3 separate regions of the Homo sapiens genome follow, and all the other regions are linked to region 3. The links are chromatin loops, found by intact Hi-C in ENCODE. Cell type or tissue: IMR-90. All regions are shown on one strand. Region 1 holds the start of TM4SF18 (transmembrane 4 L six family member 18). Region 2 overlaps CP (ceruloplasmin). Region 3 has its middle 11 kb from the start of TM4SF18-AS1.

Region 1 (8,000 bases), 61 kb after region 3:
CATCAAAAGCTAATGATTAAGGAGAAGTAAATGGATGGACAGGAGAATACCACCCTGGGCAGCAAAACCTGCCTTTCTCAATGACTCAGTTGTGGAGAACCAAGGAAAATCATTCAGCAGGCTTGGTAGTTTGCCAGCCTCTCTTCATTTACTGTCCTCTGGGAATGGAGGTGAGAGGCTCAGTTAATCTGAAACCATATCTCTTTAAAGTGACTTCAATTTCCCCATGCATTCAAACCATCTCAGGTTTAAATTGTTTCAATGTGTTTTGTCTGTATCAAGCCAACAAAGTGGGAGAATCAATGCATCTTATTTCCTTTTTTTAAATTTTATTTTAGGCAAAAGGCCAGAGCTCTGGAAAGAACATGTATTTCTTTACCATTATAATTTCATTATAATTTCTGGTTAGACTAGATACAGATCATGAATTGCTTATGGGAAATTCTCCACCCATTTTTTTACTCTCACTATTTAGGACTGAATCCCACAGCTGAGTTCACTGTTATTTTACTCTTCGTAGCCAATGTTTCTAGTTTCCAAATTTCTTCAGCTTTCATTAATTTTTTTGTTCATTTAATTATTTACCTATATTCTTCTCCTTTCTCCTAAAAGGATTTGATGCAGTTATAGTAATATATTTTAATAATTCCTGGAAGATGAAAAAAATAGAGAACAGGTTTCTTTTCCTAGTTTTAATTTTTACATGGAATATAAGCAAAAGAGTCCTATATTCCCCTCCTTTCCACATCGTTAGTTATGACAGATTGAAAGAAATTCTGGTCTAATCTTAGTTATGTCTTGCAACTCTTCCATCTATTGCAATTGCATATTGAGGGAAACAATGATGAGACAAGGCCAAAGCATAGTAACCAGCTTCATTACAATATTGATAGAGATAATTTGACCTAGAGCCTGTAGTCTTATTGCTCAGGCATCAACTGTTGAAAGAGACACTGCCTTCTTTTTTTGTTTTAAAATATAACTGCAATACAGAGGAGTCAAGAATAATGGAGGTAAAGTACACATAATTCCACCACCCTCGTGAGTCTTCATGCATTTATTTCTGGTGTTTTCCCACATATGTCTATTTGACACAGCTGCAATAGTAATTTACCCACAATGTTATTGTGTCTCTTTTCACTTAACATGAAATAATGTGCATTTTCCACGTTGTTACATCTTCATAATTATAATTTTCACCACTGTATGAAGTGAATGTACCATAATTTATTTTGCTACTTCTCTGTAAGATGCTTCTTCTAGTTATTTACTATTATACCAATGCAGCCACAAACATCTGCACACATAGCTCTTCCCTTATTTTGGATGATTTCCTCAGAAAAAATGATGAGATGTAGGATTACTGAGTCAAACGACATAAGCATTTTCATGGATCTTGATATATTATACCAAACTCTTCCCGAAAAGACTGACATTTATTTGTAGTGCAGCCAATATTAGTTATGTACTTATTTCATAGCAACATCAATAGCATTGGATATTAATATTTTAAAGTTTATTAATTTAATGTGCAAAATGAATAACTAAATGAAAATTGCTTTACAACACAGCTATTCAAATATAATAATTAAAAACCCCTAAAAGATGTAGAAATAGATTATAATGAATTTTCTTCTACATTATTGGTGGTCTGATTAGCTTACAGTCCATAATGCACTATTTTTAGAAATGACTTGACCAGGAAATTGTCTTTTCCTCTGAGTTGCCAACATGATTTACTCTCAGTTTGTTTATTTTTAAAGAACACAAAGTCATCAGGAAAACGTTCATGGATTCTTGCCATTGATAATTCAATTTACTTTTCAAAAACTCCCTCCATTATTAGGGTCTAATGTAGGACTATTTTAATGATGACACAGCTCATTCTTTAATAATCATAATTACAACAGTCACTGGCTATCTACTACATGTCAGTCTCTCTCCTGGGCACTTTATATATATTTTATCTTTAAAAGTAAATGCCATTATTCACATTTTTCACATTAGAACACTGAGGCTCAAAGATACTGAGTAACTTGCTGAAGGTCTCATGGAACAAATGACAGAGCTTAGATTTACATGCAGGTTTGTCTGAATAGCCAAGTCTCTGCTTTTTTTTCATGCTGTCCTAATGCCCCTTCAAGCTAGAAAAACATGAGTGCAGACAGAAAATCTGTTCTAGAAAACAGTAATGCCACTGAAGATCAAATAGCTTAAATTGATATGCAGGGTTCATGAGAACATACTGTTTTTACAGGCCAGTGTCCCACAGACTTTCATTAGGACTAATTTCCTGCATTACTGAGGCTGCATTGCTGAGCAGCTTATTGAAAACAGAGCTATGTCCCAAATGCCAGCAGATTACCTGCCCCTTCACCCCCATCCCTCTTTCAAATCCTACACCCAAGATTAGCAGAATGATTTTTCCATTATTCATTACTTCTACTAGTTACAAGGTAAGTCTCAATTACAACTCCCCCTTCTCTCCCAAGTCTCCAAATTCATACTTACCATGATGCCTGAGAAACAGATTCCTTCAAAATACCACACGTAGTTGGTGAGTTTATTGCTGGATGCATAGGAAGTTTGCCCATTCGGGAAATACAATAATATGTTCACGATTATACTCCAAAGTGCAAGCGGAATCAGCAAACAACTTAGGCAGCCTCCACACTTCCGAGACCCCATTTTGCCCTGCTTAGAACCTGCGGGAGATTTCAAGAGTATACAGTCACAGAAAGTCTATTTTTCTTCTTCCTACCTGACCTTTTTTTTCTCTCTCTCTCTCTTTTTTTTTTTTTTTTTTGAGATTACCTACCACTTCCAGGGTCAGAGCCCTTCACTTCATATTCATGAGGAGACGGGGAATTGGAATATACCCGCAGCCGACAATCTCAGTGTGAAATACTGGTTTACTGTTTGGAGAACAATAGACAATGATCAACAACTGAAGAGCTGAGCTGGTCTTCATCCTGTGCCAAAGGAATGCGGTGTTTTTCACTGCTTTTTAAAATAAGTAATTTTCCTCTGGATTAAAGCACCGAAGGCTTAACCCTGACCTTGTGTTAAGAAGGAAGTTGGGGTGGGAACTGGAATTGAATGCAGCAAATTTCATCCAACAGTGGAGAGAGGGTTAAAGAGAAAACTACCAAGGAGGCTTATATTTAGAGCTTGATAGGTTTGTTAAAATATCCTGACTTTACCCTTTTTATGTATCTGTCTTTCACCTAGTGTGCTTTTTGTGTGCACACTATTCACCAAGCTTTGTTCAAATTGCAAGGGATAAGAAAGGACTGAGAAAGTGACTGGTGGATGAGAAAAACAAAATATCTTGGTTAGATCAGTACAGCTTTCCTTCCAAGAGTTTGCATCTATTATCTCTACCTCTCTGAAAAATCATAACAGAAATAAAGGCATATTTTTCCTACTATTAAGAAAACAAAGGTAGGGCTGGCGCAATGGCTCAAGCCTGTAATCTCAACACTTTGAGAGGCTGAGGCGGGTGGATCATCTGAGGTCAGGAGTTCAAGACCAGCCTGGCCAACATGGTGAAACCCCATCTGTACTAAAAATACAAAAATTAGCTGGCATAGTGCTGGGCACCTGTAATCCCAGCTACTCTGGAGGCTGAGGAAGGAAAATCACTTGAACCTGGGAGACGGAGGTTGCAGTGAGCCGAGATCGTTCCACTGCACTCCAGCCTGGGTGACAAAGTAAGACTCTGTTTCAAAAAAAAAAAGAAAGAAAGAAAGAAAGAAAGAAAGAAAGAAAGAAACTAGCAGTCCAGGTTCCAAAGAGGTTTCTTGGCACCCCCTTGTGGATATGGTTTTTTTTCCCTCTAGTGCTTTTGATCTAAGTGCATCAAAAAATCTGGGCATTAGACGTTTTTTCCAGTCACATAGAAGCAGCATAAAATCATATTTACTAGAGTTCCTGGGATGATTGGGAAGAGAATAACATTGTTGGTTGAGCATTCATTGAGCATCTCTTATGTGGCAGGCACTGTGCTTGATGTTTTAAAAGGTTCACTCTGGCTGCTGTGTTGTAAATAGGTGGTAAAGGGTGTGGAGGAGATAGAGATGAGTTCTGAAGCCATTTCCACCATCCAGGTAAGAGATAATGATGACTCGGATCATGATGGTAGTAGCAGCAGAGGTGGTAAAAGGAAGCTGGATACCAAACACCGCATATTCTCACTCATAGGTGGGAATTGAACAATGAGATCACATGGACACAGGAAGGGGAACATCACACTCTGGGGACTGTTGTGGGGTGGGGGGAGCGGGGAGGGATAGCATTGGGAGATACACCTAATGCTAGATGACGAGTTAGTGGGTGCAGAGCACCAGCGTGGCGCATGTATACATATGTAACTAACCTGCACAATGTGCACATGTACCCTAAAACTTAAAGTATAATAATAAAAGAAAAAAAAAAGGAAGCTGGATTTGGGATATATTTTGAAGCTTGTGCCAACAGGATTGGTGGCAGATTGGATGTGGGTATAAGAGAAAGAGAGAAGTCAAAGACGACATCATTTGGGCCCGAGAAACTGGGAGAATAAAATTGTCATTAACAGAAATGAGCAAGTCAGCTGAATGAGCAGGGTTGGGAGAAGAGGAATGATATGGTCAGTTTCGAATGTGCTAAGTTTTGAAATACCTTTTAGAAATCCAAGTGGAGATGTCAACTAGGCAGCTGGATATACAAATATGAAGTTCAAGGAAGAGGTCTGGGTGACATATAAATGTGACAGTTGTCAGCATATAAATGGTATTTAAACCCATGAGACACTAAGGAAATGCATGTTGATAGAAAAGAGACCCAAGGACTAAATCCTGGGCAGCCCAGGACTGAGTTTAGGGACATGAGAGGAAGGCAGAAAGGATACTGAGAAATGGCCAGTGAGCCAGAAATGAAGATCAGGAGCTTATTCTCAAAGGTGACTTTCTAAGAAGAAGAAGGCGTGATCAACAAAGTTAAATGCTGCCAAAGGGCACATCATACGAAAGAACTGAGAATCGGCTATTGGGTTGAGCAACGTGGAGGTCACTGGTGGCCTTCATAAGAGGAGCTTTCTTGGTGAGTTAGAGATGAGATGAGAGTCCATCTGCAGTGGATTCATGAGAGAATGGGAGGAGAGAAATTGGAAATAGATGAGGTAACTCTTTTGGAGAGTTTTGCTGTAAAGGAGGGCAGAGAAATGGGGCAGCAGCTAGAGGAAAAGTAGAAGTCAAGGGACAAAAATTAATGGAAAAAATGGTAGCATATTTGTATACTGTTGTGGGAAGGGGTATGAGGGAGGGTAGGTAGGTATTTACCATAAAGGAGATAAAGGAGAGGATTGCTGGCACAGGCTCCTTGAGTAGGTGAGAAAGGGTGGGAGTGTGTGAACAGATGGAGGAGCTTACCTTAGATAGCAGCAGGGCAGGTCAGTGTCAGCAACAGAACAGAAGGAGAACATAGCAATGGGCTTGGAGGTGGTTAGCGGGAACTTCTGATTATTATACTTCTGTTTTCTCAGGGAAACAGGAGGCAATTTTATCAGCTGAGAATGAGGATGGGGAGAGGGTGTTAAAGGTTTAAAGGAAGAGAGGAGAAGTTCAAACAGTTGGCTTGGAAAGTGGGAGAATGAACAGACTAGAGAAATGTGGCAGGTGCTGAGGGACCACTTGAGTCTGTGACCGTGAATGGATAGTGAGACTGGACAGGAGACTTGGGTATTTTTCCTAGTAAGGTTCAGTGGCAGAGGTGTAGCCAGCAAGTAGGAAGAAAGCTGGAGTCAACCAGGATTGGGACTTTGCCAGGCAGATACCATGAAGAGAGGGATGGGCAAAGGATTCAAGAATGTATGCAAGTGAATGGTTATAATGATGGACTGTGGAACTTAAGCTGAGTAAGGAGGGAAGTAAGGACGTGAGGGAGTGTGAGAAATAGTAAAAGAGGCACTGGATTTGTAAATTGTGTGTCCCAGTGTGGCTGAAAAATTACTGGTTTTAGGTAACACACAGAGTGAGCTAGAAAGAGAGGAAGTAGTGATTGAGAAGTGTGATGCTGGAATTTGAGATTTTAGAGATGTTTCAGGAATAGGCGAAGAAAAAGTCTGGAGGTGTGTTATGGGCTGATCATGTCTCTCCTAAATGCACATGTTGAAGTTCTAACCCCCCATAATCTCAAACGTGACTGTATTTGGATAGGGCCTTTAAAGTGATGATGAAGTTAAAATGAGGACAGCATGGTGGGGATAATCCAATCAGATTATAAAAAGAGGGAATTTGGACACACAAAGAGATTCCAGGGGTGCAAAGAGAAAAGACTGTGTGAGGACACAGTGAGAAGTGGCTATCTGCTAGCCAAAGAGAGAAAGGCCCCAGGAGAAACCAATCTGCCAACACAGATTTGGCACATAATTTACAAATCTGCTTTGAGATTTGGCACATAACTTACAAATCTGCTTTGACCTTGGAATTCTGGCCTCCAGAACTGTGAGAAAATAAATGTCTTTTGTTCAAGTCACCCAGTCTGTGGTGTTTTGTTATGTCAGTCCTAGCAGACTGACACAAGTTGTGATCCTAGGAGTGAGTAGTGTAGGGAGGTGGAGGACAAGATGACTGGTGAAAAGGAATGGAAAGGGAAGTGTATTGGAATTATCATTTATAATGAATACTAAAATAAAAAATTAGACAATGTCAGTTTGGGAGAGAATGACTACATTTAGAAAGCCAGGTGCTAGACTCTTCAAGGAATGAAAGAAAATAAGCTTGAGGGAGGATTTAGAACTAGAAATACCATTTGACCCATCCATCCCATTACTGAGTATATGCCCAAAGGATTATAAATCATGCTGCTATAAAGACACATGCACATGTATGTTTATTGTGGCACTATTCACAATAGCAGACTTGGAACCAACCCAAATGCCCATCAATGGTAGACTGGATTAAGAAAATGTGGCACATATACACCATGGAATACTATGCAGCCATAAAAAAGGATGAGTTCATGTCCTTTGTGAGGACATGGATGAAGCTGGAAACCATAATTCTCAGCAAACTATAGCAAGGACAGAAAACCAAACACTGCATGTTCTCACTCATAGGTGGGAACTGAACAATGAGAACACTTGGACACAGGAAGGGGAACATCACACACCAGGGCCTGTCGTGGGGTGGGGGACAGGGGGAGGGATAGCATTAGGAGATATACCTAATGTAAATGACGAGTTAATGGGTGCGGCACACCAACATGGCACATGTATACATATGTAACAAACCTGCACGTTGTGCACATGTACCCTAGAACTGAAAGTATAATAATAAAAAATAAACTAATTACTTAATAAATTTTTAAAAAAAGAAAGTAACCTTGAGGGGGACTGAACTGCAGGTGGGAGATGGAAATATCATCTAGCATTGAAATTTACAGTTTCTTAATCCAATAGTCACCACTCCCCTTCCCAGTGATTTTTAAGCAGAATTTAAAAAAAAATGAAAATGTTTGATTTGGCTCTTCGTTTTCCTCGATGTGAAACCTTCTCTCATAGAGGTTCTAACAGGCACTGAAACGAGAATTAAGAAAGGGTGGGAGCAGAATAATCGCTGAAGGGGGTCATTGGCTACCAGGAAACCCAGAAGTAGCTGTGTTCTACTAGACATACTTGCAAGGTTCTAAGGAGGTTTAACTTAATTGAGATTTGACTTTAAAAAAAACTTTTTATTGTCAATATTTTGCTCTTTGGAGAGCAGTGACTAAGATTACATTTTGTTAATGTTTGTGGGGAGCAGAATCATTGAGCATTGTCTGCTTTGTAAAAGTGCTGTGGCTCCCAGGAATCTTCAGTGTCAGTGAAGTGAGCTGTCACTCTCAGTCAGGGTCTCCTTCCAATTAACTACGATAAATTGACATCTATTGAGTATCTTCTATGTGGAGGCGCTGTGCTAGAAGTTTTCACATGCATTAAAAACAAAAAGCCGAAAAATGAATTCTTACAATAACACTAA
Region 2 (8,000 bases), 94 kb before region 3:
TTTTTCTCCATTTTAAGTGTGTGTGTGTGTGTGTGTGTGTGTACCTACACATGGGGAGGGTTATTGCAGGGGTTGGGGAGCAGTGCATTTAAATTTTGTTTCTTCCCTGGATCTTTCACAAACAATTATCGGTAAGGTTCCTCCTTCCCCTTGGAAGCACAGAAAAGACACTGCCTATTTGAAATTATATTATTTGGGGTTGTCTTGGGCTTCTCTTACATGGAGGTGCCACCTAGAAAAAAAATTGTTTTTTGTTAAGAAAGAAATTAGATTCTAAATGTGTCTTATGTAAATAATGGTTTGTTTCTTGGTAAATAACATGACTACTCCCTTATATCAGCTTTAAGTATAATTACACATTTGTATTAACTTAGAAATGACTGGTGCTGTTACAAGTACTGGCTGTCAGGAAATGAGCAGTATCCCTCACCATTTAGCAGGAAAAAAATCCTGTTTGGAGGTAGAGAAGGAAGAAATCAGGGCAGCAGATTCACAAATGCTTCATATTGATGCATCATATTGGGGGAAGTATTTAGGCAAAGTAGTTCCTTTAGTTATATCTTTTATATATGGCTTCTAGAATTACTACCTGGATATTCACCTTCATTTTGTAGAACGGTGTAAGTGGTTTCCATTCCAGCATGAATGTGGTCGGTCACATGGCAGTGGAGTAACCAAATTCCAGGTGTTCTTGGAAACATTTCTAGGGTTTGGTATGTTCCAGGGAAAATGTCAAAGACATCAGAACTATAAACTCCCCTGTGCTTAATTAGAAAAATGACAAATAATGTATAATATTGTATATGAGAGTTCACTCATGTCATTTGTTAATGTTCAGCTCAGGGATATTGAAAAAATGGATAAATCTGTTTTTAAAAAATCGAGCTCGTTTCTGTGTTTAATACAAATGGTAAAATGTGGTTTTTGTATTCCTAATAAGTCTTTGGTATCCACATCAAGTGGGTGTGAAAGAAAGATGTGATGAGAATGAATTCATCAATCAGGACTACCTACAAACCTCCTGTACCTTGATTCTGGTTTGCCTGTTTGTCATAGCACTTAAGCTACACAAAAGGAACTCAGCTGTGGCCCCATTTCAGCCCTAGCCTCACTTTTGCCTGAATCTGTCCTAGCTTGTCTGAAGCTTTAAGTCAAGGTAAATAATAAAGGAAGCAGAAAAGGAGGCTGATGAAAACGACAAAAACCAGAGGCACTTCAGGGAGTCTCGGCTGGAAACAGTAGTTGGGTGACAATAGTCTATTTCTGCAAGGATAGAATTGAAAGCCCACTAAGAATACAATATATCTATGTAAAACAAAATGCAGGTAACAAAACAGGCTTTCTGCAGTATGCTTTTTGATAACTTCTGCCTTTTCTAAATTAGCCCAAAGCATAAGGAAAAAGCATTTCCAGGAGGGCCACTGGCTTCTGCTGAAATCAGTACTGAGAAAGAATAGAAGTAAGATTGAGATGTACAGACCAGTTGCTTGTCACCTAACTGATCTTGCTCACCATGGGCCATTTAAGATACAGAACTTAGAACAGGCAGGGCAAGGGTTATAATAAAGTCTTGTTGTGGTCTCTACTCTCATCCATCATTATGTGAACATTCCTACCCTCTTTGTTAGCAATTCCGCTCAGTTGCCTTAATCAGGAATCTGAGCAGAACTCCATGAAAATTCAGTTAAAAATGCAAATCCTAGGAAGAGCTCAATGTGTAACAAAGGCTAGTGTGTCAATTGAAATTGCTGTGCCTTATATAGGCATCCCTCAGTATCTATGGAGGATTGGTTTCAGGAATGCCCCCATACCAAAATCCATGGATGCTCAAGTCCCTTATATAAAATGGCATATTTCCATTTAACTTATGCACATCCTTCCATATACTTTAAATCATCTCTAGATTATTATAATACCTAATACAGTGCCTACATATCATTTCATTTGCATGGATTCAACATAGTACTCAGTGCAGCAGATCCAAGTTTTGCTTTTTGGAACTTAGTGGAATTATTTTTTCCTGAATATTTTCAATCCATGATTGAATCCTGGGTGGGGAATCCACGGATATGAAGCACCGGCTGTACTCTTTGCAGCTTTTTTTCATAAGTCTCTCTGAGAAAATATTTTCTTCACTTGTATTAAAACATTTTCAAACAGAGCAAGAGTAATTGCCATGGATAGCTCTTACCTTGTATTGGAAGCTATGGCCGTGAAAATGTACAGTGTGTAAGTCTATTTCATTGCCCATTCCCATCAGATACCAGTTGACTTCATCTCCCACGTGCATTGTGAGGCCTTGTAGGTTTCCAAACATTCTTCCATTAATAGCTAGGGAAAGCATATGGTTTTATGTTACTTTTCAGGATATTTTAAACCAATAGCTATTTCAAAGAAAATATGATTATTAGGTTAATGTAAAGAATCTTTTTGATGTAATAGGACTTATTTTACTACAAATGAGAGAAATGGATACTTTAAAGTCAATAATATCACATTGCTTTTCTAGGCACTTTGCACCAAAAGCCTTAATCTTAGTTTTGGATTATTTCAAAGGAAATGAGATTTTGGAATTGGAAAATAAATTAGCAAATGATTTTGAACATAGTCCCCTTTTTGTTTTGAACAGGATTCTACCTGACATACAAAGTGAGGCAGAAGTGGTTTATTTTAAGACAAAACAAATGAATGGTCTCCAAAATAATTTTATTTGAAAGAGAAAATGATAAAAAAGTAGAAAAATTGTTTTAGAATAATGTGACATACCATGCATTTTATTGCTTTCTATGAATTCCTCATCATCTTTGTTTACTTTCTCGGGGTGATCAGAGTATGTTTTGATGTTGTCATCTAAGTACCAAGATTCATTCTCATCAAAAACTAGAAACAGAAGGGCAAATTCCAGTTTCCTTCTGGGATTGAATACTTTCAAGTAAGGTCTTCGACAAACAATCAGGGGGCCAATTAATCCACTGTAGAGGTCCTGGAAACAAGAAAAATCTTCAGTAACCCTTGTGAATTAGGTCAGGATTTCAGAGAACTGAGACTTTGCACCCAGGGCCTCAGGAATTTTGGAGAGACCAATTGAAGTAACAGACTTTGCCCAATGTGGTACTGCCAATTTAGTAACTTTTCACTTGAAGTAGTTAAATTGGAACAATGGTGAGTAGTAGGTAGGTCATGTGGGTGATGCTGACATAACAGAAATGTCTGCAGAGGCAAAAATTAGCTCAGCTAATGAGCAGTGATTTTAAAAGAATCCCAAATGAACAGTGTTGGTTTGTTCCATAAACTCATGAACTCTTGAGTGTGAGCCAAGCGCTATGGCAGTCCCTAAAAATCCATAGATGAATGAAATGTGTAATAATAAATAGGACCACAAATACCAGATTTACTCATTTGTTTGAGCCAGAACACTGAATTATCAAGGAGCTACTTCCCCCGGCTCACTCAGGCACTTCACCCACCTATCTATAACCGACTCCATTTCTTTTCTCCCTCCTTACAGTAGAGGTCCTTGAAATTTGCCTCACGTATTACAACGGCCTCCCAACCTCCAGTCTCTTCCCCCTCCAAGCCTTCCTTCATTCCACCAGAATGAAGGATCTGAAATGCAAATATACTGCCATTCTTGGTCAATTTTTCAGTGGCTACCTGTGACCCACAAGACAAAAATCTAAACTTCCCAAATATCTTGAAAGGCCTTTGAGCTGTATCATATTAGGAAATGTTAGATTTTTGTCTTGTGTGTCATAGGTAGCAGCATAGTTGCTAAAGTAGATTGCAAACAGTTTATTTTCCTAGGATTTTAACGTAGAATTGGACCACAGGAAAACACTAACCTTGTCTTCCTTCAATTGTGTGTCTATTTTGGGAAGTGTCACAAAACAAATGATTTGTATTTTACCTTAACTTGATCCACAGTTGAATAATAAGCCCATGGAATACAAGCAGAATCCTCTGTTCCAGCTCCAGATCTTTCTGGGATTTTCCATACGTAAGTGAGAGTTTCACCTAAATTCATCAAGTGTTAATGGATCTGGTTGTATTTGGTTTATATTGTACACACACACACACACACACACACACACACACACACACAGCCTTGATAACTAGGACCCAGGAACTGGAAATGTCAGTGTAATTAGTTTTTAAAAATTGTGGTACTCAAGATTGTTTTCAGGAATTTAGTTTTAAGATGAACTGGAAGACAAAATTTTGTCATTTTTTGGGTTAATTTTAAATTAGCTATAACCCACTTGCCATACCACAAAGCTAGGAGGTGTGTACTTCAATATTACAATTTGAAAAAACTTTGCAACCAATCTCTTCTTAGCTTGAAGTGTGTTTTCCTAATATACTTTTTTCTCTTCAGATACCAAGTGATTTTTCCCCAGTGGCTGGCACCTTTCCCGTAATCTCTGCATGTGTGTATCTGGACTATTTTGTGTAATTCCCTCAGCTTCAGCATTGGCTTCCTTTCCTTGTCCTCTCTCATGATCATCCTTAGTGAGCTCATGATTCCTGGCGAGGAGCCGTTAGACCTCTTGATCTCATGAGTCACCGACTTGACACAGTTATGTTTACCTCCCCCTCCAGTCCATCTCATTCTATCACACCATGTGCTGTTTTGTCACTACTCCCACATACAGGACATAACCACACCCTCGGCCTTGGCATTTTGAAGACGACCAGTTGCTTCACCCTCCTGCTTTGCCAAGGCTCTTACCCTTTTCCCATGTGCTCTAGGCTTTTCTCCAGTCTGATCTGCGTTTCCATTCACCTCAGGGCTTCCTGTGCAACTGCTCACAGGCCTCAACTTTTGGCCATGCCCACTCACCAATCCCAGCCACACTCATTTTCCATCCCATTTATTTAGACCACACCATTACATATTCATGCTATCACACTAACCTGCCAGAGTCCAACAGACATTCACTAGAGAATCAAGCAAGACAACAGAGATGGTCTCAAGTGATGTGGTAGACGTCTTACTTTTTCTTCAAGCCTCAGTCTGAGCTGTTCCTATGTCCTCACCCTTTTTCTAAGCAGAAAATTTCACTAGAATATAAAGTATTGATTCACCACCTGCACATATTACTGTCTGGCCATCTCTGCTTTTACTTATTCTCATAAGCTGCAAAATAACATTTTCTTCTCTTTTCCACACCCCTTTACAACCTGCTCTTCCACCAGTGGTCAGTGCCCAAAACCTTGGGGTCATGCTTGACTCCTCTCTTCCCTAACACTCCCTAGTGCCCATTTTCCAGCAGGTCCTTTTAGTACCACCTTTAAAATGGAACCAGAATATGATAACATCTCACCACTTCAGCCGCTTCCACCATATTCCAAATCTCGATGATGATGATGATGATGATGATTTTACCCAGATTATTGCAGTGGTCCTTAACTGACCCCAGATTCTGTCCTTGCCCCCTTAGGGTCACTTAACCACACATCACCAACAGCCCCTTAAAAGGTGTCCATCAGAACATCAGTCTTAAATCTCGAGTCTGAGGTCCTCCCTACTCCATCTGGCCCCTGCTCTCCCTGGATCTCATCTCTAGCATTCTGTCCCTTGTGTGCTTTTCTTTAGCCTCTGGCTGCCTTGCTGCTGCTCACACACACCAGGCATTGCTCCTGTCTTCGGGGCCTAGAATCAATTCGTGCACAATTACCTGAATTTCATTACTTCTCAAACTTTAGGTGTTTTCAGCAATGCCACCTCCTCAAGGAAGCCCTCCTGACCTCTCTACCTAAAATAGCACCCTTGCTACACCCTGCTAAGTTATTGAGAAATAGTATTTTCCTGGAAGCCAACTTTACAACTAATAGAAGAAAAATATGGTTCTTATTAAAGAAAATGCTCACCTATGTATATAATCTGTTCAAGATTTTACTCTATGTTTATTAAAGAAACATTTGATGATCTCCTAATATATGCCAGATACTGTACTAGATAGGGGGAATTTAGAGTTCCAAGTGGCAGCCTCTGGCCCTTAGAACCACATGTGCTAGAGACAGGCATGGGAACATCCAGCCACATATGGTGTGGTAGATGCCATTTGAGCTGTGTTCTAGCTGAGCGAGGAGACAGCATCTCTCTGATTCACGCTTGAGGATTCATAGATGTCTACTACCTTCAGGTTTTTCTCTTAAGCTCTCCTGTGGACTTTTTTTTTTAGTACAAGCATGTGCATGTACTTGCATACACACAGACACCTCCTTGCATCCCCTCTTCACAACTACCTCCCTTTTCACTTTCTTGGTCCAGACTCTCTATGATGAGAGTAATCTGTGGAAAGGCTGTACAGCCTGTTAAAATGCACCACCCCCACCCCCGCCCCCGTGAGTACCTGGTAATGTTGGAGTAACTGTAGAACTCTCTGTTTGTACCCCATGGGCATGTATTGAGTAGGGCCTTGTGGCCATGTTTTTAAAGATAATTTTGACTTTGTCTCCAACATCTGCATGAAGTTGTGGACCTGGCAAAAGTGAAGAGGAAGAGTGTCCAATCAGAAGGTCTAACTTAGTAATAAAAGCAAAGATCAGCAAAGATAACTTGTTTCTCTCCCCCATGGGTTTGTGGTATAATACTCTTGGATTTATACTGCGTCCCAGGGAATTTGGAATCAATACACTGGAAATAAAAATGGAGACCATTTGTTTATCTCTTAAGAGTTCTAGGGGAGGTTTGGCCTGAAAGTCCTTTGCAGAGTACCGGTCTAATCATGGTGGGTTGGATATCTGGCCAGGAGTCATTTATACCCCTCTCATTTCTACCCTTTATCCAATCTTAGCTTGTCTCTTGTCTGGTAGGATTTTTGTGCTCCAGCAACAATGCCATTTTGCCTTGGTGTCTTAGTCTAGGGGTTGAGGATAACCAAGCCTCAGGGGAATGCTGACAGTATGGGAACACAGTGGGGTGGGGATGGGAGTGGGGGTCCCTGCAATTGATAGTTTTAAAGAAATGTCTCAAGACCAGTGTTGCTCGAGTTCTAGACATTCTGTCTTAAAGTGAGTCCTAAAAAATTGAAGGCAGCTTTGCCCCTGCTTTGTGCGTGGTATCATTTTTTCTTTTATTTCCTGTTGTAATTAATTTCCTTTTGTATATTTCTTCTTGTAATTAATCATTTATATTTTAATTTTAAAAGTAAATAGCTGTAATTTGAGAGGAATGGGTAGGATAATGGGGATAAATTGGTTAAGAATTTTATTAGGGCCAGGTGTAGTGCCTCACGCCTGTAATCCCAGCACTTTGGAAGGCTGAGGTGGGCGGATCACTTGAGGCCAGGAGTTTGAGACCAGCCTGGCCAACATGGTGAAACCTCATCTCTACTAAAAATACAAAAATTAGCCAGGCGTGGTGGCCCATCCCTGTAGTCCCAGCTACTTGGGAGGCTAAGGTGGGAGACTCACTTGAGCACAGGAGCGGCAGGTTGCAGTGAGCTGAAATCACACCACTACACACCATCCTGGGCGACAGAGTGAGACTCTGTCAAAAAACAGAATTTCATTAGAAAATAGTTTCTGGGAACTTCACTAAAACTACAGGCATCAATTTGATAAAATATATATAATTTCATCAGTATACGGGACAATACATAGTTTCCAAGAGAAATAAGTAATATTTTACTATGTCATATTATTTAATAAACATCAGTCTTATTTCATTAGATAACTAATTTTTAAATTTTTATTTGAACAACTTTGATATATGAACCAAGAAAATGAAACCCATAGACATGAATTGACGGTTACTGCAGGTAGCATCACATCATTAACCCACACCTGATAAACTGGAGATATTAACATACCTAGAATTCCCAGATGTTCTTCTTCAGCTTTTCTCTCCACTGGAACACGGAATGTGCTATCAGTATACTGCCGATACACAACTTTCTTGTACTTTGAGCCTATGTAAAACTCTCCCTTATCTAAAAATGCATTTGAAACACTTAAAAAAAAAAACAACTAAGGTTAGTATTTGTCTTAATGAA
Region 3 (8,000 bases):
TGGGCTATGACCTTGGAAGTTCTCTGACTCTGTATCACGCAAAAGTAATAGATCACTACCATGTATCTGGCATCCCAGCATCCACACTCCAGGGGCCTTGGCCACCATGAAGGCATCTTCCAGTGAGGAGGGGAAGAGCATAATGGTGTCCTTTCTGTGATTCCGAGAGATCAGAGTTTGTCCGCGGAGGTAGACGGGGTGTATGTCAGCCACGCCACCCATGCCAACAAAATACCACTGGACCCTATCTTCAGCACACATGGTGAGATTGGGCAGATTTCCATAGATGTATCCATTTATTGCTGAAAACAAATGTATATTAATCAATCAGGCATGATAGATCAGTGCCACCTGGTAAAAATTCTGTGTATTTCCTCATCATATTAATATAAACCTCACAATGTCAACATTGTTCTCACACATAATCTATAACATCTGATTTGTGTTTCATGGGAAAGGAGTCCATATGCATTGTGTATGATGAGAAGTGAGGGGAACACAAAGGTTTAAAGGCAAGAGGAGAAAAAGTTCCTGAAAGGCAGGAAGCAGTGAAAAGGGGAAAAAAATAGAAACTAAGTTCATGAGAGAAGAAACCAAGGATAAGGGTGACGGATTATGATGACATCATTTCTGAAAAATTCTATGTTGGATAAAAACACATATTCATAAAATATTTGGTCAATTATGTCTTTGTTATTCCATATTTTATTACTTAAAGTTACGTCTTTCTTAGGTTTTTACTGTCTATTTTAAATCAGTATGAGACTTCAGAAAACAAATATTGACCAAACTTTACTTGCTATTGGACTTAGGGAATGAGCAGGCTTTACTAGTGATTTGCATTTGCATGTCAACCCAGTATACTCTGATTGAAACGCTGAAAAACATAAACTCAACTAAATAAACTTGAACAAAGGGAAATGACTGAATACGATCATAGAAGTTAGAATTATAAGATATTATGTATGAGAAAGTTCTTTTAATCGTACATTGCATGCTCATGCTCTCCTCAAAACGGGGATCACTAGTATTAATCTTGCCAGATTCAGTAAATGCACGAATATTTTCATCACTATACCAGCTTCTGCTTTCATCAGTTGTAGAAAACATCAGAAAAGAAGACCTGTCAATATCTTTTTCAGTGTCTCCATTCAGTGTCCCTGAAACAAAAAACACATTTCTTACTTTTCATGTAGACATTAATTAGAACCATTGTTACAGATACAACTACTTTTACGATCTACAGTTTTGTTAATTGTTAGGGCACGTGAAAAAGGTAAATGTTTGCGATGTGGGATGTCGGTTTTTGTAAAGTTTACAACAAACTTAAAAAAGCATATTACCTATATGAAGCCATATTTAAAGAATCCATACTCATCTTTACATCAAATCAGTAACTTTCTGCAGTGTCTGCATCTGATGACCATTATCGCGTGAGATTGTTCAAAGTCTAAAAATTTGTGTTTCCTCAAACGAAGGATAACTTTAGTTCATACCAATTTATTTATTCTTCTATGCTTATATTCAACAAATATTTATTGAATATTTGTAATGTGTTAGGTACTATGACAAGTGTTGGGTTTATAAAAGTGAACAAGACAGTTATCTACCCTTGCAGGGCATACAATCAAGGGTGGACGCCATCAATTAATAAGATACTATAGTGTGTAAAGTTCTATAGTAGGGAAGAGTTCAGTGTTTGGGAGCTGGTTAATTTAATTTTGGGTATGGAAATCTTTTCTGAAGGCAGTGACACCTCAGTTGATATTTAAAGGATGAGGAGTTTGCTGGGGTGTACCTGTAGAGAAGATTCCAGGCAGCAATTAAGATAAAAGGAATTTGGACTTTATCGTCAGAACAATCAGCAGTCCTTGAAGGATTTTAAGCAAAGGAGTGACAGACTCAGAATCATCCTCCCACCTTCACCCCCCAGACAGAAAGCCAAGTGGAGATGAATTGAAAGGGGAAGCACTAGAGACTGGTGGGGCAGCTAAGAGGCTGTTGTGGGTATCCTAGCAAAAAGATGGCAGTGGCCTGAACTAGGTTAGAGTTCGTGGAGCTGAAGAGAAGTGAGCTGACCTTGTGATGTGTACGAAGTAGAGCTGGCGGGACTTGACTGATGTATTTAGCAAGTGATGAGGGAGAGGGCAGTATCAAGAATGTTACCCAAGGTTTTGTCTCCAGTGACTAATTGGAGCATACTGGGGCCATTCCCCAAGGCAGGGAACACAGAAGGAAGGGAGAGATTCAGGGCAGGAACAAATGACGGGTTTTGGAATATGACGTATTTAGGTACGGATGAAACACCCAAGTAGAGACGCCAAGTTGCCAGGCCTGACTATCAGTAAAGGAGTTTGAACCAAAGTTACAGATTTCAGACTCATTAACCCACAGATGGAAACAAATGACTCAAAATGGATAAGATCCCTCTGTGCGCTTAGATTGAACAAAAGAGAAAAGTGCTTAGGACAGTGGGAATAAAATAGTTATAATATTTAAAAAGTATATAAAAATATAATATTCTATAAAATTATTATCAGTCCCAAATATTTTATAACAGCCTTATATTTAAAACCATAGGGCATAAATCAACATAACTGTAAGTGAGAAAGTCTTTTTCTTTTTCTTTCTTTTTTTTGTAGAGACACAGTTTCACTATGTTGCCCAGGCTGGTCTCAAACTCCTGGCCTTAAGTGATCCTCCCAACCTGGCCTCCCAAAGTGCTGGGATTACAGGCATGAGCCACTGTACCCAACCAAGGAAGGCTTGATGGCAGTTCACATACTTGCCTTTGAGAATGCAAAGCATTAAGTTATCTTACTGTTTAAAAAGAAAAGGGAGAAAGTTTGGAAATGTTCAGACTAGATAGCTAATGTTTAAGTTAAATATAATAAACACATATTCTTTATCTTGCCATTATGCAGTTGAGTTCCTTGCAATTTTGAGAAGGGCAAAAAGCTCTTCCAAAGTTGGTTTAAAAAGTTATCTCCCGGCTGGGCACGGTGGCTCACACCTTTAATCCCAGCAGTTTGGGAGACCGAGACGGGCGGATCACAAGGTCAGGAGTTCAAGACCAGCCTGGCTAATATGGTGAAACCCAGCCTCTACTAAAAATACAAAAAAAAAAAAAAGTTATCTCCCAAGGAATGTAATTTGTAATCATGAGACTATGTGTGTTTGGCATAGGAAACTGCAATTATTAAAATATTTATTGTGGAGAGATGTTTGTTCACCTAAAATTTAAACTTTGATTGTCATAGGAAGTTAAATTTGCTCATTAACTTCATAATTAATCTAGTGCTGTTGCTTTGTTGATCTTGTTTTAATGAACCAAATCAGAATTTTCAAAACTCTATATTCCCTTGCAAGTTAGAAACATATCAGCAAAACTTCCTCCTTGCAAGAATTATTAATAAACTGATGATTCTAACTGATTCACCTTAAAACATAAACACAAAAAGGTGGCAGTAATTTTGAAGGAAGATGGCCGAAGTGAAGTTTATTGGGTTTGACTACCATCTAGTGACCAACCTGAATTATTGGTTGAACTGAGGGTTGGATTTGAGATCGCCATCTAGTGCTCAGAGTCCAAGATGGCAAGTTTCCATTCTTGACTGGAAAACCAAGGTTAAGGCAGGAAAATGGAGTGCCTTGGATAGTAAAATTCCTCTAGGAGAGCAGAGGACAGCCTACCCATTCTGGTTTACTCTTTTACTGCAATGAGATTTTTTTTTAAAGTTACCTCTTTTACAAGTCAGTATTGGTCCAATAAGTCCCGAAGCTACATCTCTTGCAGTGTCTATATGGGAATGGTAAATTCTTGTCACACAATTACTGTCATTGGGGCCAGGTCCCTGATGTTCTTCTACATACCACTTGTAGGTATATTGTTTCCCTGGCTCCAGATATTCATCTTCCTTTTGCAGGCCTGTCGTATTATCAGGATAGATAGCACCTAGAAAACATATTCTGCACTGTGGTTACAGTAAATATTGGATAACACTATTTTGAATGTGACTCGGGCTTCCTCCATTATGCTACTTTGTATTTCTCAAAAAGTGTGCATTTCTCCCCACCATTTCCCAGATTCCTACCTCCCTAAATCCCCTTTAGTTGGCTTCTACCTGAATGCTCAGCTTGGCTGCAGTTTTTAGACTAAATTGGAATGAGGCAGGCAGTATATAATAGGCTATCATCACTCTTACTGATGGATTCAACAAATATTTATTTTGCACCTACCATGTGCCTAGATCTCAGATGCAGAGGTAACCTCTGGACTCCCGAGTTGCCCTCCATATTTTCTTCATTGCCAGTCAGACTTGGGACCCAGGGCATCCAAGGGTGTCCCTGTTACTTCCAAGTAGCCCACTGCAGTCCGAAGGTGGCCCATGCCGTTACTCTGAACTATTACCTCAGTTCTGACTTTGGACCGTTGCTCTCCTTTCTTTCTTCTTCTCTGGCTAAAGTGTTGCCTCAGATCCTTACCCCTCGTGGCTGGATCCTGCTAACTATGAATAAAATTCCTTTATTCAATAAAAGACTTTGAAACATGAGCAGCCTCTGATTCTCTATTCTTCTTTTGGGACCCTCCTGTTCCACACTGAACATGAAGAAATTATGACTGACTGTTTTGTACTTTCTTCCTGCCCAGCGGCCCAGCTGGAACTGGCTCCAGTCATGGTCCAGTTTCCTGAGTCTGTTTCAGTCCAGAGGATTAATTCAAGGCCTGTTTTCTAGTTCTTCTTCATGCTTCCCTGACGGAATCATCAAACCTCAGTTCAAGTTTTGAGAGTTGATTAAAAAGTAAAAAAATAAAGCAAACTCTTGTTAACATTTTTCACATTATATGTCTATAATATAGACTATTTTTCTTTTTTTTTATAGACTATATTTAAAGGGCAATAATCATTGCAAGATGGTCATGTAACATGGCAAAATAATGATGACAGATGAAAGGAATGGCATATGGGATTTCCGCTGCCCTGTATTATCATAGAGCCTCTGTTGGAAGGAGCACGTATGCTATAGGTGGTACTCTTATCAAGTTGGCCTAAAATTCCAGTTTTCTAAAGATTTATGCCAGGCCTTTTAAAAACCATATTTCAAACACTGGGAAAAAATATCTGTGTTCTACTAAAGACAATTCCAAACTCTGTTTTCCTAGCTTTCCTTGTTGTCTCCCAAAAACTCACAAAATCCTATTTGTTGGCTTTCTCTTCCCTTCCTTTTTTTTTTTTTCCAAAATCATGATGTATCTGTGACTGTAGCTGTGTAGGAGAGAAGAGTCTGCCTGGAAAGTAGTGATTTCTCTTGATACTGATATCTTCCCAGAGGGTGATCCTCATCTACTAGGAAATGGAAATGAGGTGGGGGCAGAACAGGATTTCTGCCAACCTAACATTTAGCTCATGAGTGTTTCCTACAAAACGAAACAAAAAAACACCTTTTTTTTCTTTTCTGGTGAGTAAGGGAAAAGTGTTTTATTTCCTAGGAATTGCATAAGGGCTGTCACTCAATTAAGATGAGAAACTAAAAAAGGACTGTCTTGGGTATAAACTTTAAATACATCAGAAGTAGAGTCTGCATCCACTCTAAACTCCACGTAGCTCAGAATGCTGACCAGTCCATGATTACCTGGCTTTTTCTAATGCAATGTGCTCATACTCTCCATAAGCAAAACTCAGGAAAGAGGATCTGCTTACCTTCATTTTCTTTGGAGTAGGTGAGCCCATGAGGATGATAACTATAAGCTCTTGAAGCATTATTTTTTACATGTACATAAATGAAGTCTCCAGTCTCTGCTTTAATCATTGGACCTAAAAATCCCAACCAGGATGGTTTTTCAATGATCCTTTGAAATGTATTATCAGTATCAATATTGAAAATACAAAGCCTTTTTAAAAACAAAGCTCTTCCTCGCTTGACCTCCTTGTAGAAATTCTCTATAAACAAACAAAAAAGACAGAACTTTAACAAATGTTGACTGGAAAGAAACAAAGTGTTAAATAAGCTAAATGAAAAGTCAGAAGCTCAACAGCCTAATTTTGGCAGATAAAACCCAGAGGCTGGAGAAAATGTGATGGGAGTCAAAAACAGGTATAATTGGTGAGAAGAGTGTTGAAATACTGAATGAAGAAATCAAATACAAATGTAGTAAGTAAAACATGTGGCATTTTGGTTTAAAAGACATGCCAAATTCTTTAAACTGAACTGTGTCTATGTTTCTAACCCCACTTTAAGGTTACTTTAGCATTCAAGTAGTCGATCAGTTCCCATGATTTAGGACTGTTTACACATTTAAATGGATTTGTGGATTTGTTGGTAGCATTAAGGTGTTTTGCTCTTAAACCGTGGTAAATCAGAACCCCACTCATGTCCTCTATATTTCCCTCTCTCAATTATCTGAAGAGAAAAATCGAGAAAACAGCTACACACATATCAAAAGGAAAGTGTTGTTTTATACCTTATCACGTGAACAAAATTAATGATAAACAGAATTAGCTGTGATCTGCAAAATAACGTGTCAGGAAGACAAGAGTGGCGATCATTCCAGGAAAGAGCAATTTTGGATTTGTATTACTACCTCTTTTCCATACCATGTTGGAACTAAACAAACGAAGTGGTTCTAATGGCATATGTGTCCTGCAAGTGTCAATCATGAGAAAGTTTTCATCAGCATTTCATCAATGATCAACAATTACCAACTTTTGCTTCAGATAATAACTTGTTAAATGCAAAGGATTACTTACAGGTCTTCAGAAAAAGGCTTTTCATTGAGCATATTTTTACCAGAAGGAGCATAGTTCCAAATGCTTTCTTCAATGCCTATGTAGCAGTGCCTATCTATTGCCCAACCTGGAGAACTAATAAAAAACAGAAAGGTCAATGGTAAAAGTGCCTTCATTTTCAAATTCTGAGCCTGGAGAAGTTAACTGAGTAGGGCTTGCCTACCTTTTATAATCCAGGCTTTCTTCTTTCATTTGTGTCTACTGACATACATTATCTGTCTTCATTAACATATATGTCATTTCCATTCCAAGTGGTTTTGGATTTCATTGTCAGGTGAGGTGAAATGTTGCACAACACACTGGATCGTTAGGTTGCCCATCATCCACTGTCCCTTGATAATGATTATCTATTCCTAAAATATAGGAATATTCTTCTGTCTAGTCTCCAGCCTCCACTTTCTTACTATTTAGTCCATTCTACGTACCATTCCCGGAAAATTCTTGAAATGCTACCTTTATCAAGTTTTTCTACTAGATGATAATTTAAAATTTCTTGTCATTTAAGACTTTCATTAAGTTATTCTCAAATTTCTTAGCATTTAAGACTATCCATGTAATCTAGGCCCCAATCTGGTATCTCTGATATTCCAGATTTGTCCCCAAAATTCACTTATAGGATCCCTTCCCTTTGGGGAGTTTTCTTACTAGGAACACAGTGTGAGGTGGGAGAGAATGCAGAAAACCTGGAATCAGACAGCCTGTGTTTGACTCTTAGCACTGTCAGTTATCAGCAATGTGTAATTATGTAACTTCATTTCTTCATTTATAAAATGATAATATTACCTACCAGTTAGGAAGTTGTGTAAATTCAATGACAGCCATCTTACAGAGGAGCTTGCGGACACACAAGGAAGCTGATGCATAGTCAACATTTAACAAGTGTTATTTACAGTACTTCCTGTTCCTTCGTTGTTATAATGTGCTTTCTGAATTTATCTCATCTTATTTGTGCCCATTTCCCAGTCTGATTTTGCCTCCCTCAGCCTCTCTTTTTCTCGGCTAATCCAAATTTTTCCCATTCTTCAAGGCTCAACTGAAACTTCACCTTCTCAGTGAAGACTTCCCTGACCATTTCAGCTTAGAAACATGCCCCTCTCTGAATTTACCAGCTGTGACACAGACTGTCAACAAACCACATCCTGCTTCAGACTGTTGCTTAAATTTCCATGTGGTATTTACTTTACTCCAGTAGGTTATAACTCCTACAGATTA

The links. Hi-C counts contacts between places; a loop is a spot of excess contacts. Peaks named below come from ENCODE experiments on the same cell type or tissue, not always from the same donor. Only the 100,000 strongest peaks of a DNase experiment are listed, where the experiment ranks them.
Region 1: it touches region 3 in a loop (4-fold over the local background); 12 of 110 quality-filtered maps call a loop at or near these places.
Region 2: it touches region 3 in a loop (3-fold over the local background); 5 of 110 quality-filtered maps call a loop at or near these places.

The regions. Positions count from the first base shown.
Region 1 is chr3:149,330,695-149,338,694 of GRCh38, forward strand. TM4SF18 (transmembrane 4 L six family member 18) reads right to left here and starts at 2,942. Exons shown (of 6, transcript NM_138786.4): 1 at 2,819-2,942; 2 at 2,512-2,705. The coding sequence starts at 2,688. TM4SF18-AS1 (TM4SF18 antisense RNA 1) reads left to right here. Exons shown (of 2, transcript NR_186251.1): 2 at 2,810-3,058. RefSeq lists an enhancer at 7,349-7,518. In IMR-90, a CTCF peak has its summit at 3,815 (motif pointing left); no DNase peak of the experiment used is centred here.
Region 2 is chr3:149,175,649-149,183,648 of GRCh38, forward strand. It overlaps CP (ceruloplasmin), which reads right to left. Exons shown (of 19, transcript NM_000096.4): 13 at 7,818-7,957; 14 at 6,357-6,485; 15 at 3,908-4,014; 16 at 2,767-2,983; 17 at 2,192-2,331; 18 at 602-764. Among named protein-coding and RNA genes, the nearest start is that of CP, 42 kb to the right of the region's middle. In IMR-90, no CTCF peak of the experiment used is centred here; DNase peaks (open chromatin) are centred at 3,723 and 4,533; H3K27ac peaks cover 1,057 bases.
Region 3 is chr3:149,269,761-149,277,760 of GRCh38, forward strand. It overlaps the pseudogene CPHL1P. Among named protein-coding and RNA genes, the nearest start is that of TM4SF18-AS1, 11 kb to the right of the region's middle. RefSeq lists an enhancer at 1-983. In IMR-90, a CTCF peak has its summit at 3,548 (motif pointing left); DNase peaks (open chromatin) are centred at 3,531 and 7,921; H3K27ac peaks cover 167 bases.